Linked DNA regions of Homo sapiens: region 2 is linked to region 1. Evidence: read pairs that join two places in POLR2A ChIA-PET (ENCODE). Cell type or tissue: HepG2. All regions are shown on one strand. Each heading gives the region's core, and the rest is flanking DNA. Links, peaks and the distances in the headings are about the cores only.

What was found. ChIA-PET counts read pairs that join two places held together with the same protein. Peaks named below come from ENCODE experiments on the same cell type or tissue, not always from the same donor. Only the 100,000 strongest peaks of a DNase experiment are listed, where the experiment ranks them.
Region 2: POLR2A ChIA-PET joins it to region 1 with 5 read pairs; 2 of 35 experiments call an interaction of 5 or more read pairs at or near these places.

The regions. Positions count from the first base shown.
Region 1 is chr10:132,515,891-132,518,785 of GRCh38, reverse strand. It overlaps LOC107984282 (a long non-coding RNA gene), which reads left to right. Exons shown (of 4, transcript NR_158224.1): 2 at 1-669. Among named protein-coding and RNA genes, the nearest start is that of INPP5A, 20 kb to the left of the region's middle. RefSeq lists enhancers at 84-591, 1,100-1,607, 1,608-2,116, 2,117-2,624. In HepG2, for the core only: no CTCF peak of the experiment used is centred there; DNase peaks (open chromatin) are centred at 465, 1,255, 1,595 and 1,965; H3K4me3 peaks cover 1,922 bases.
Region 2 is chr10:132,420,281-132,423,175 of GRCh38, reverse strand. No RefSeq gene overlaps it. Among named protein-coding and RNA genes, the nearest start is that of LINC03068, 23 kb to the left of the region's middle. RefSeq lists an enhancer at 334-1,237 and silencers at 1,695-1,754, 1,785-1,844, 1,875-1,924. In HepG2, for the core only: no CTCF peak of the experiment used is centred there; a DNase peak (open chromatin) is centred at 1,535; H3K4me3 peaks cover 947 bases.

The DNA of each region.
Region 1 (2,895 bases), core at 95-2,594:
TTCAATGTAGGCGGGGCTTCTCCAGAGGGAGGAGCACAGAGACACGCCAAGCTGTGCCCGGACCAAATCACAGGTGCACTTGGCCTCACGCCCGCACCCCCGCCTTTTCCTGCGCTGGCCTCCATAGCGGCTGTAGGAACCGCTAGGGAAAGGTCTTGGGGGGACACAACCTGCTTTTACTTTTTTGTAGTTTGTATTTTTTACAAGGGGTATCATTTTTATAATCAGACAATACATGAAGCTACTTTCAGGGTCAACCATCCACACGAACTCTGAGTCTCTGCGTTTGGGGCCGGGCCCTGCCCCCAGGGTCTCTGCAGTGGAAGGACTGGAGCTGTGTTCTGGGTCCCACGGGCTGGAGGCAGCGCTGACTGGGTTGAGCCTGGGGCTTTCTCTGTTGCAAAAGTGCACCCTCCTCAGATGGGGATGGGGAGTGGCCTTCACTAGGGTGGTCCTCCTGGCTGAGCAGGGCCGGCCCAGGGGAGGGCGGGGCCAGCACGTCCCCAGAACAGTGCCTGTCCAGGGGCACAAGGGTTCACTGAAGACTCAGGAGAGGGGTTTAGAGCACAGCCTCCCTCTCCAGGGTCAGGTTCACGGGAGCTGTTGGGGGCTCCTTCCCTCGCAGCAGTGACCACTCCAAGGACCACGGCCTGGACATGAGCGGCAGCGGTGAGCTGGGAGCTGCTGGCCTGGTAGCTATTGTTTCCATGGAGACAGGGTCTCGGCTCAGGTGTCCTGGGGACGGCTGCACCCTGATGTATCTCACACCCCTGCAGGCCCCACGTCAGTGGTTTCTGGGGACAGGGTGCAAGGCTGGCTTTATGGGGGTGCAGCTAGGGCCCAGAGTGGCTGCCCCCAAGGCCCCATACTTGCCCCGAATACTTAGTCATTGTTGAAGGGTGGCCTCGCAGTTTTGTTTTGCACTGGGCCCTGCGTGAGCAGTGGGTACAGAGAGTGAATCCAGAAAAGGCCCCACAGACGTGGGAGACTCCCCAGGGTGGGCAGGGGAAGAAAGTCACCCTCCTGATGGAACAGCAGGTCCTCGCGGGGCAGAAAAACCAGGAGCTGCCCCCGTACAGTGCCTGGTCATCCCTGGGAAGCGCAGGAAGAAGGGGCGTGTGGGTGGGAGTCAGGCTGAGGGCGCAGCCCCTGCCCTGCCCCCACCGGAGGGACCCGGCTTGAGTGTCCAGGGCCTGGTGACCTGGCAGCCCCACAGCCTTGACCGAGCCCCTCCCTCTTCCGGGCTCTGAGAGGAGAGGCCACCCCAGGAGGAGGCCCTGCCGCAGCCTAATAATAACTTCCCGGCTGGTCCAGCGAGCGCCAGCGCAGGCTATTTTTAGAGTCCCCTGGCCCAGCCCCCATGTGACTCAGCCAGGCCAGTGCTGGGATGAGAAAGTCACCCTCTGCGTGGGATGCTCCAGGCGGCCAGTGGGCAGCCCAGGCCCAGGGGGAGGCCAGCAGGACCTCAGGCCTGTGGAACCTGGAACAGCCTCAGCCACCCCGCCCCACCCCCCGCTGGCCTCGGCTCCCTCCTGGCTCCCTGCCGGCTCCTCCCCCAAAGCTAGCTTGGAAAATCTGATGTCAGAATTCCAGCTTCCGCAGGAATGTGGCCCGACCTTCACCTCCCGGAGGAGCCGCCTTGTTGAGGCCTGAGGGGCTGGCTTGGATCTCACCCCTAGGCGTGCCCTGGCACCTGAGAGCCCTCTTTCCAACCAGCTTGGGGCCACCTGCGCCCCCCGCCCCACTGTGGCCCTGGCCAGACTAGTGCCTGCGTCTTGCCCTGCTACTGAGCGCCCCAAGGTGCCACGCGGCAAGTCCCCGGGCTGGTCTCGCCCCAGCAGCCATTTGTCGGGTGCAGCGGTCCGGGGGAACTTGTCTCTGGGACGGTTTCTGGAGCAGGTGACTTGGGTGCCTGTGTACCTGGGAGCCAAGGGGGCGGGTCCCTGCCCCAGCCATGTGTCACTGAATCACATGGGTAGGGAGGCCCCTGATCCTGCCTTTGAGGTGAGGGGAGGGTAGCAGGATCAGGAGAGAGCTGTGTGTGTGTGTGTGTGTGTGTGTGTGCACGCGTTGTGCACTGTGTACTTGCAGATGCATGCTGACGTACATGGTGTGCATGTGTGTACATGCATGTATGAGCACATATTGTGTGGATGTGCACATGTGTGTGCACTGTATCTTATATGCGTATGTTTGCTTGTGCACAGCACACATGTGTGCATTGTGAACATGAACTGTGCATGTATATATACACGTGCGTATGTGGGGTAGCCAGTCCCTTGGGAGCAAACCGTTGCTTCCTCAACGTCTTCTGGTCACAAGGAAGCACTGAGTGATGCGTCTCATGGCCAGGCACCTTCCCACCACAGCCGGAGCCCTGCACAGGCTCTCCAGCCCAGATCCACAATGCCTCCTGTGAGACTGGCAGTCCTCATGCCCCGGGTAGAAAGGGGAAGAGGGAGACCACTTCACAGCCAGGGCCAGCCATAGGGCAGAGGGCAGAGGACAGAGGGCAGAGGGCAGAGGACAGAGGACAGAGGGTGGAAGGCAGAGGGCGGTGGCTCTGCTGGAGCTGGGACACTTGTTTCTGCAGAGGCATGGGCACTGGGGGGCCCCTCCAGAGTCAAGGAGGCTTTGTAGTAGATGGAGAGAGAGCCGACCACCCTGGCTGGAGCTGGGGGTGCAGCAGAGTGAAATGAGACACCCAACACCCCAGTTCTCCCTCACCACTTTCCCAGTGGCTCAAGTGGCTTTGGGCACTGTCCCCTTTGCAAGCAGGAGAACCATGCAGGCAAGAGGTGGCAGCCAGGGTCCCCGGCCTCCCCAGCCTCCCAGCTCTGCCAGAGCTCCCAGGTGCCTTCCAGCTGTGGGACACATTGTCCTGACTGCCCATAG
Region 2 (2,895 bases), core at 230-2,729, 96 kb after region 1:
CGCATGTCACATGGATGAAATGGAACGCATGTTACACACAATCATAAATCACACACAACCACATGTCACACAGAACGCAGAACAGGGAAGTCCCCAGAGACGGAAGCAGATGAGGGACTGCTTAGGCCTGGGGAGGAGGGTGATGGCTAAAAGCTGTGGGGTTTCTTTCTGAGGTGAAGCGAATGTTCTAAAAGGGCCCGTGGGGATGTTGCCCATCTATAAACACGCTGAAAGCCATGGACGTGTCCACTGGAAGGGGAGGGATCATATGATATGTGAGCTACGTCTCAAAGAAAGCTGTTTTTTCAAAAAGACTTGTTTCCCGTCTCCCCCGAGGGCTTCCTGGACTCCTGTTGCTTGTCTCTGTCACGAATCCTCACCCCAAAATCATAGGATGAACACCCCAAAGAAATCATGAGAACTCTTCTCTTTGTAGCAAACCACCAAAGGAGAAATTCATGCTTGAAACTGTATCCAAACGGATCAGGGGCCCAAGGGCTGGATGATCTTCACCGCAGCTGGTCTCTGAAAACATGCCTTGTGACCTGCAGTGAGGAGTCCGCATCTGTCTGTGCCACCTGCTGAGACTGTCCTCTCTCGGGCTCCCATGGGGGCTGCGGGCTGGAGCGGGGCCAGGAGGGAGGGGGATGGACGGCTGGGAGGAGGACAGACACCCACACCTCGGTGACAGGTGACAGGCGTTGGCTTGGGCAGAGCCTCGGTGACCTGCCTAGGTTTTCTTCCCCAAAGCAGATCCCAGCTGCGTCTGCACCCAGCAGGCCCCAGAGCCTTCTCCTCCGTGGGGGGGTGGGGGTAAGTCCCCTCCTGCTGGGCTGCCAGGCCTCAGGCAGCCTCGACGCAGCTCTGCACCCAGCTCCCGGCTCCCACAGAGAGCCCTGCAGCTACAGCCGGGGCGGCAGCTTCCAGTGGGCTTCCTGGACCCCTGTCTCCCAGCCACGCCGACCGCAGCCACTATGTGGCTCCTTACAGTCCTCCCCCGGGACCCCTCAGCCCCCACTGGCCTCCGTCTCCCCATCCTGGTGCCCCTCTGCTCTCTGTGGGTCTCCATGGGTCACCCCACTGCCCCGTTCATCTCTCCGTCCTGGCGCCCTCTGCCCTCCGAGGGTCACCCCCGCCGCCCTCTCATCTCTCAGGTCTTGTCCCTGCCTGGCAGCGGGTTGAGCACTGGGCCCACTCCTGGGCCTCCCAGCTCCCTTGGGACCATCTCTCTCACCTCTCCAGCCCCTCCAGCTGTGGACACTGACCCCTGCCTGGCTATGGGGCTCTAGGGCAAGCCCCTCCGGCTCCAGGCCTTCAGCCCCCTCCCCCCAGCCACACCCAGGAAGGAAGGAAGCCCCCACTGCTCTGCCCCTTGGAGGGTCAGCGACGCCTGCCCGCACAGGGAAGCTCTCCTGCCTCCCTTCGTGGTTGGGGAACTGGCTGCCCTGGGTGAGGCCCTCAGGCCTCACCCGCCTCTCTCTGCGGAGAAAAGGCCCGTGGTAGCAGCAGGCGGGGCTGGGGCTAAAAATAACTCTGCTGGGGCAGAGGCTGGCTGGTGAGGCCGCCTCTGTAGGGTGGGGGCGGGAAGGGAGACCGGCCCTGGGACAGCCTCAGCTGGAGCCCAGGGGCGGTGGCCCCAAAGGCCAAGCAGGAGGCCCACTGACCTGACCTCCCCCCGCAGAGAAGCTGGGCAGGGAGCAGGAAGTCCATCTGGGGTCAGGGCGGTGGGGCCCCCCCAGCTGCAGCCCCCTACTTCCAGCCGGGTATTGATCGGCTTGAAGCTCCTTGGGGCACAAAGGAGCTTAACCCTCCTGAGCAGATGACGGCCACGCTCAGGCCAGGGGCAGGGCCCCATCTGCGTCGGCCTCTCCGGAGTGCACCCTTCCCATGGCTGGGGGTGGGGCTGGGGCCGGGGCCGCAGGGTGCAGGGAGCCCAGCGGGAGAGCCCAGCCCTGCCGCGGCTCCTCCCTCAGTGTCCACGGGGAGATGCCCCTGGCCACAGGCAGCCGTTGGCACCTCAGACCTGGGGCAGGAAGGGGAGGGAGCCCCCGGCCACAGGAAGCCACGGAAGGGTGAGCTGGGCACAGAGTTCCAGGGTGACACAAGGCCAGGTCTGCAGAGCAAACATCTGTTAATGCCCAGAAAACTCACCCGGGAAGAAATACGCAAAAGGCCCACAGGGTGTGAGACTGCGGGAGATTCTAATTTTCTTTTTTTTTTTTGCTTTTCTTTATTTTGCTAATTTTTTCCCCCCACCAACAGGGGTTATTTTATAATCAAAGAAACAGAAAACCCTCGCAGAAAAGGGAAGTGCTGGCTGGGGTCCTGGCCACGGTGCCGTCCAGGCAGGATTTGGAAGGGTCCTGGGCTTTGGAGTCCAGGAACCAGCTGTGGCCCCCCGGGTCTCAGCCTCCCCAGCTGTAATGCAAAGTATGCACCCCCAGTGAGGACTCCTCACCTGCTCTTGCCCCTCCCCAGCCATCCCACCACCACCCAGCAGGGCCTAGGCTGCGGGGCTTGCACTGTGAGAAGCCCAGGCAAGGAGGTGACGCAGAGGCCCTGGCCCAGCCCACACAGCCAGGCCACAGAGCTGGAGCCCAGGGCGACCTAGTCTCTGTCCCCAGAAGGCAGACCAGGACTCCAGCCCCAGGAGCCCCACACAGGCCTTGACTCCCTCTCCTGGACCACGCCAGGGTCCCCCTAGATGGCGGGCAGGGGGTTGTGGGCAGGGCCTCCGGGAGATGGGACCAGCAGAAATGGAGCCACCTGGGGGAGGATCTGCAGCAAGAGGAGGAAGATGAAGAACAAGAGGAAGAGGAAGAAGAGAAAGAAGGCTGGAGAGCAGCACCCCAGGCCACGCCACCCACTGCGTCCAGCCCAGCTCTTCCACGCCAG